2 separate regions of the Homo sapiens genome follow, and region 2 is linked to region 1. Evidence: chromatin contacts called from ENCODE Hi-C or POLR2A ChIA-PET data. All regions are on one chromosome and are shown on one strand. Each heading gives the region's core, a stretch centred on a gene start or an enhancer-like site at or near the end of the contact. The rest is flanking DNA. Distances are from core to core; before and after follow the strand shown.

The links. A loop is a pair of places that touch in the nucleus more often than their neighbours do. ChIA-PET counts read pairs that join two places held with the same protein, here RNA polymerase II (POLR2A). Pooled maps may share reads with other maps.
Region 2: a loop to region 1 is called in a pooled map, with 9 times the contacts of the local background. The contact joins the enhancer-like site here to the promoter of FAM118A in region 1. A Hi-C loop is called at or near these places in 7 of 50 pooled maps. POLR2A ChIA-PET finds 5 or more read pairs at or near these places in 4 of 52 experiments (activated B cell, activated T-cell and naive thymus-derived CD4-positive, alpha-beta T cell).

Annotation. Positions count from the first base shown.
Region 1 is chr22:45,308,363-45,311,405 of GRCh38, forward strand. FAM118A (family with sequence similarity 118 member A) reads left to right here and starts at 1,572. Exons shown (of 9, transcript NM_017911.4): 1 at 1,572-1,821. RefSeq lists a silencer at 1,238-1,917 and an enhancer at 2,634-3,043.
Region 2 is chr22:45,207,221-45,210,064 of GRCh38, forward strand. All of the region lies in intron 2 of KIAA0930, which reads right to left. Among named protein-coding and RNA genes, the nearest start is that of MIR1249, 7.6 kb to the left of the region's middle. Within about 2 kb of position 1,256, at least 3 of the 41 ENCODE cell types and tissues checked have a DNase peak (open chromatin) inside an H3K27ac peak, as active enhancers do.

The DNA.
Region 1 (3,043 bases), core at 322-2,821:
ATTTTTGTATTTTCAGTAGAGATGAGGTTTTGCCAGGTTGCCCAGGCTGGTCTGGAACTGCTGACTTCAGGTGATCCACCTGCCTCAGCCTCCCAAAGTGCTGAGATTACAGGCGTGAGCCACCGGCCTTTTTTTGCATTTAAGTCGCACCTCCAGGGGTTGGGGAGCTGTATGCAGTGGTGGTTACATGTGTGGGCTGAGGCATGGAACTACACAACCTCTTGGGCCTGAGCTTCCCCTTGTTAAACTGGAATAACAATGAAGACGCCTTCCTCATAGGGTTGTTCCAAGAACACCATGAAGGAACGCATGCAAAGTGCTCAGGGAGTGCCTGACCCCACATACAGAGCACCCAGGGGCTGCCCTCTTCATCCCAGAGTCACTGCTCCCACTGTTTTCTGGGCTCTGGCCCCCCCTAAAATTTCACAGGCCGCTAACACAACACTACCTTCTGTCACAAAATGAGAGCTTTCTGGTGGGCTAGGGTAGGGGGAGATATTAACAGCCAACTTTAAAATCAGGCAGGAAAAAAAGGTGCCAAGGAGACAGGAAGTAATAAATGACTCCAGGTTGGGCAGGGCAGGCTGGGAAGAGGAAGTGGATTGGGTCTTGTTTAGGTAAAAGACTTCAGTGGCAGACAAAGGAGGAGTAATAAGATCGCTAGGGGGCCCGTGCCCAGCCCACCCACGCACAATCTCAGTCCTCGCAATACCCACAAGGTAGGTGCTAGGATCACACCCTTTACGGACGCGGCACCTGCGACAGGGATGCGCGAGGAGTCAGGGGGCCTCGCCGGATCGAACCTAAGCTGGGGAAGAGTATTTCTTGTATTTTTAGGAGAAATTCTCAGCCTCGGGGAAGAGTATTTCTTGATGAGGGAAGAGCGCGGGGAAGACACTCACGCACGCACAAACATGTGGGCGGCCATGGTGTGCCCAGCGCCGTGCTGGCTTCTGGGAACCCCCAGTGGACAAGACGGACAAGGTACCGGCTCTCAGGGGAAGTGGGAGCCAGTCACAAGCGTACCTAATTTCGGAGAGTGACAAGTACTCTGAAAAAGAAAGAAGGTAGGGCTGGTGACTGGCCAATTTAAGCGGGCAGGAGTCTGCTGGGGGACGGAGACCAGCCTCAGGTCTGGGTTGGGGACAGAAGCTGTGCCTAAGTGTGGTGCAGGATGCAGTTGCAAAGGAGCGCTTCCGATCGCACTTGATGCTCGCCACGTCCCTGCAAAGTGCTCCCGCCCCCTTTCTGCAAATGAGGAAACGGGACGCGCGGCTCGCCGGGCCAGGTAGGGCTAGGACGCGGACTCTAGGCCCAAGCGCTCCCCAGCGCAAGCCCTCCCCCGCACATCCGACCGCGCCTGCGCTGGAGACCCCGGGGGCGTGGCCTCCCCGGTGGGCGGGACCGTGGTCACCGAGGTGGGCGGTGCCAGAGGATCTGGCGGCGGGGCGGGGCGGGGCGCGCGTCCTGGCTTCGCCCTTCCCCGGGGCGGGGCCTCCGGGGACCGCGGGGCCGTTGGTTTCGGGACGGAACGTTCACGCGGCTGGGGCGGGCGCGCGGGGGAAGGGTTTGCGGCGGCGCCGCTGCCGGCTAACGCGGAGGGGCGCCTGGAGGCGGCGTGGCGTCCGCTCTGGCTCCGACTCCGGCTCTCGCTCTCGCTTCTAGCCCGCGTGCCTGCGCAGTCCCCTCCCCGAGAACCATCCCCTTGCCCCGCCCAGCGTCAGGGGTGCGCGGCCGCCGAGAGACCCCGGAGGCGTAGCCGGCTGCGGAGGCGAAGAGGTGGCAGCGCGAGCTGGGACCAGCGTCTCGGAGGCGCCGCAGGTGAGGGGGCGGGGCGGGCCCGCGGTCCCTGCATCCGGAGCCCCTGGGGACCCCGAGATCCTCAGGATCCGCCCCGGCCCCGGGGCCACCCCAGGACTCCCTCTCAGCTCTTCCCCTGGAGCCCCTGCCCCCGAGACCCCCTCAGGATCCGCCCTGCCCCTCCAGGCCCGCGAACCCCGAAACTCCAAGATTTTCTCTGGACTCCGAGACCCCCTGAGGACCCCGGCCGCTAGTGGGCCCTGAGAACTGTTGGTTCCGGAAACTCTCGAGGTTCCCTTGGGACTTGCTTCCAGCAACCTCCTCAGAAGCCCCCAGGCCCGGGGCATCTTCCTGTGGGGAGCCGTGGTTCCCAGTGTCCTTAGCCCCGCGAGACCCCGGGTCCCCGTGCCGCCCACCCTGAGGCTCCCTCTCCGACCTGATCTCAGGGCTAGGTTTCTCCAACTTGAGGTCCCTGGACCTGCGGGGCGTGGGTGGAAGTGTTCCCAGGTCTGGTGATAACTTAAGACGGTAACAGCGCGCCCGACGACCACCTCCTAAGCTGTGGTCCCCGCGCCTGCAGGTGCAGGGCCGGGTTTAAGTTTTAATGTTCTGCTGAGACTCAGGTGGCCCCACAGGACAGTCTATAGAGCAGGAGACCTGAGGTGGCCGAGGGCGGCCGAACCGGGGAGGGAGCGAGTTAGGGCACATGGGGACGCTTTTAGGTTGTCTCCTCCTTAATTTTTTCATTCAAGGAACTAACATTTTGTTTTTGAATGCCTGATAGGCTCCAGGAATTGACACTGGAAATAGAGATGAGACGGTCCCTGCTGTCAGGGCCTAGGGACCTGGGGCATAAGACAAGTAGGTCGTTTTTATCTGGAGGAAGCTGTGTCGTCGCTGGCAGGGAACCCATCTGGGTGGGCATGGGATTCTGGGAAGGGGTGGGTGTTAAGGAGGGCGTCTTAGGAGTCGTGGGGAGGAGATGCTAAGCAGCAGGTGAGCTGATTCTTGAAGGTTGAGCTAGAGGAGAAGTTTGCCAGGGTCATTCCAGGCAGAGTTTCAGGGGACAGCCAGTATGTCAAAAGGCAGAGAGGCTGCCACGGCACACAGTGTTGGAAGGCGGGAGGTGTGGCTGGAGCACACCTAATGAAGGTGGCGTGGGAGTGAATGCTAACTGCGGAGAACCCAGCTTTGCTCCCGGAGGCCCACCGTGCCCTTGGCCCTTTCTTGAACGACTGCACCT
Region 2 (2,844 bases), core at 6-2,505, 100 kb before region 1:
GGCTGATCTCGAACTCCTGACCTCAAGTGATCTACCCACCTCGGCCTCCCAAAGTGCAGGGATTACAGGCATGAGCCACTGCACCCGGCCTCAATTTATTTCTTATTTTTTTATTTTTTTGAGATGAAGTCTTGCTTTGTCACCCGGGCTGGAGTACAGTGGCACAATCTTGGCTCACTGCAACCTCTACCTCCTGGGTTCACGTGATTCTCCTGCCCCAGCCTCCCAAGTACCTGGGATTATAGGCGTCTGCCACCACACGTAATTTTTTTTTTTTTTTTTTAATAGAGACGGGGTTTCACCATGTTGGCCAAGCTGATCTCAAACTCCTGACCTCAAGTGATCTACCCACCTCGGCCTCCCAAAGTGCAGGGATTACAGGCGTGAGCCACCGCGCCCAGCCTGGCTTTCAATTTTGAAGCAGCTGTGCTGACTGGGGGCCTCTGGTCCCGGTCCTGGGTGCTCTCACTGACTCGGGCTCCGAGGGGCTGGGCACTGCTGGGCCCTCTTGCAGGTGCACAGGCCTGCACCCCCCAAAGGCAGAGCTGGGATCTATGGAAAGAGGTGCAAGAGGCCAACCTTGCCTAGGAGCGAGAAACAGACGTCCCCGGGTCGGGGGGCCCCACTTCCACCGCCTGTATGGTTCTGCAGTCACCCCGAGCCCCTGAGCTGAGAGTCCTGGGGTTCACAAGACTCTGCTGTTCCTCCTGGTCTCGCTTCATTGACCTGTTCATTTGCTTTTGCTCAGCAAAGCGCTGTGGACTCAGTGAATGAAAGGCTCGGGGGCACGATCACACGGCTGTTCGGGGCAGCACCACAGCACAGGCAGGCGAAAGAGCAGGTTCCCCATCAGAAAGGTGTCCGTGTGCGCACCAAAGCCAGGCCCAAGAGGACACTGGGAGCTGCCCGGTACCCACTGACAGGAGGGTGGCCAGGCCGCCATGGTACACTCTGCAGGCATTACACAGCAGTGAGACCAGATTACAACCACCTGTGTCAACAGGCATGACTCACAAACATGACATGCGGAGAAAGAAGCCTGAAACAACATATACTGCCCGATTCCAATGTATGAGCTGTGAGAACAGGCAGAACCACCGACTCCACACACATGAGCTGTGAGAACAGGCAGAACCACCGACTCCACATGCACGAGCTGTAAGAACAGGTAGAACCCGCCAACTCCACACACACGAGCTGTGAGAACAGGCAGAACCCAACTCCACACGCAGGAGCTGTGAGAACAGGCAGAACCACCGACTCCACACGCACGAGCTGTAAGAACAGGCAGAACCCACCGACTCCACATGCAGGAGCTGTGAGAACAGGCAGAACCCGCCCGGGAAGTTTGAGGAGACAGAGCAGCAGCTGCCCAGGGGGAGGTTGAGCCCTGGGGTGGGGTGAAGGGGCCTCGGTGTTCTCATCACACTCTGTATCTGGGGGCTGGTGAAACCAGGTGTTCAGTCTAAGAAGAATCAAACTGTGTACACGTCTGTGTTTTTCTGTATAGACGTTATATTGAAAACAATCTACTAAAAAGGAAAAAGTGAGACTGGGGACAGGGCTTCGCCGCTGGCAAACTGTGTGACCCCAGGAAGCTTCCTCCCCGTCTCTGAGCTTTGGTTTTCTGAGTGGGTGTGAAGGTGATCGGCACCTTAGGATCCTGAGGTGTCACGTGACCGTGAGACACAGGGCTCCGGCCACCAGCGCAGAGCCAGCAGCACACAGAGCCAGGTCCCCCTCCTGCCAAAGGCACACAATGGGCTGCCCAGGAACACAGAGCGTTTTGTCCAGGGCTGGAGGAAACAGAGGGCAGGGAATCCAGGACATCCCTCCCTGGGAAAGGCTGGACTGGGGATGTCCCTTGGGCCCTGGAGCACTCGGGGTTCCTGGCATCCTGTCCCCCTGACACTGCAGCTCCTGCCCATCCACGCTCCCCTGCTAGGTGCAGGAGGCCCGGCTGGTTGCTATGGCAACCGGGTACCAGCGGGATGGGCATGGGGAGGGGGCGGGAAGTAGCCAGGCTCCCGCAGAGGACTTGCAGTGCGCAGGCGACTCCGCGGGTCCCCCACCTCCACCGAGCGCTCAGGGCTTTTGCCAGGGGGGGTCTCCCCGTCTCCCCATCAGCGCCTCCAGCCTGCCCCCTGCAGGCCACCCTCAGCACTGCAGCCCGACAAGCTGGGAAAAATGCCAAGTTGGGGCAGCCCCAGGACCCACCCACCAGGCCCCGCAATCTCCATCGGCCTAGTCTGGCAGGTCCCATGTGGCACTCGTCACACACCCTCCCACTCTGCACTCACTGGTCCCTCCACGGGGCGTGTCCTCAGCCCACTGCTGCCCGCTCTCTCTGTCCTACAACCCGCCCGCCAGATGTCACCTTCTGCACTCCCCCCACCACCGCCGCCCTGCTCCTCTTCCCACCATCACAGCACTGATGGCTCCATAGCACTGGCCATACCGTCTGTCTATCCAAACAGACTGAGGCCAGATATGAGTCATTTCTGTGCTCCCAGCACTGAGTGTGGGGGGGCATCTGCACATGGCTCACAGTGGGTGTTCAATAGAACATTCTAGCATGTAAACAGCTGGACTGCCACCTGCTCCCGTGGGACTCAGGCTTCCCTCACTGACCTCGACACCCCCAAATTTTCAGCAGATCCTGGATGTGACCCCATCCCCTCTGCTCCAAATTCCTCAGGCCTAGATCCAGGGCTGCGCTTTCTCAGTGGAGGGCTCTCACCTTTAACTTCTGCTCCACCCAAGATGGACCCCTCATCTGCCGTTCCTTTCTCCTCCCCCTACCCCGGCCTATCCAGGGTGCACACAACCCGTCCTCCCACCTCC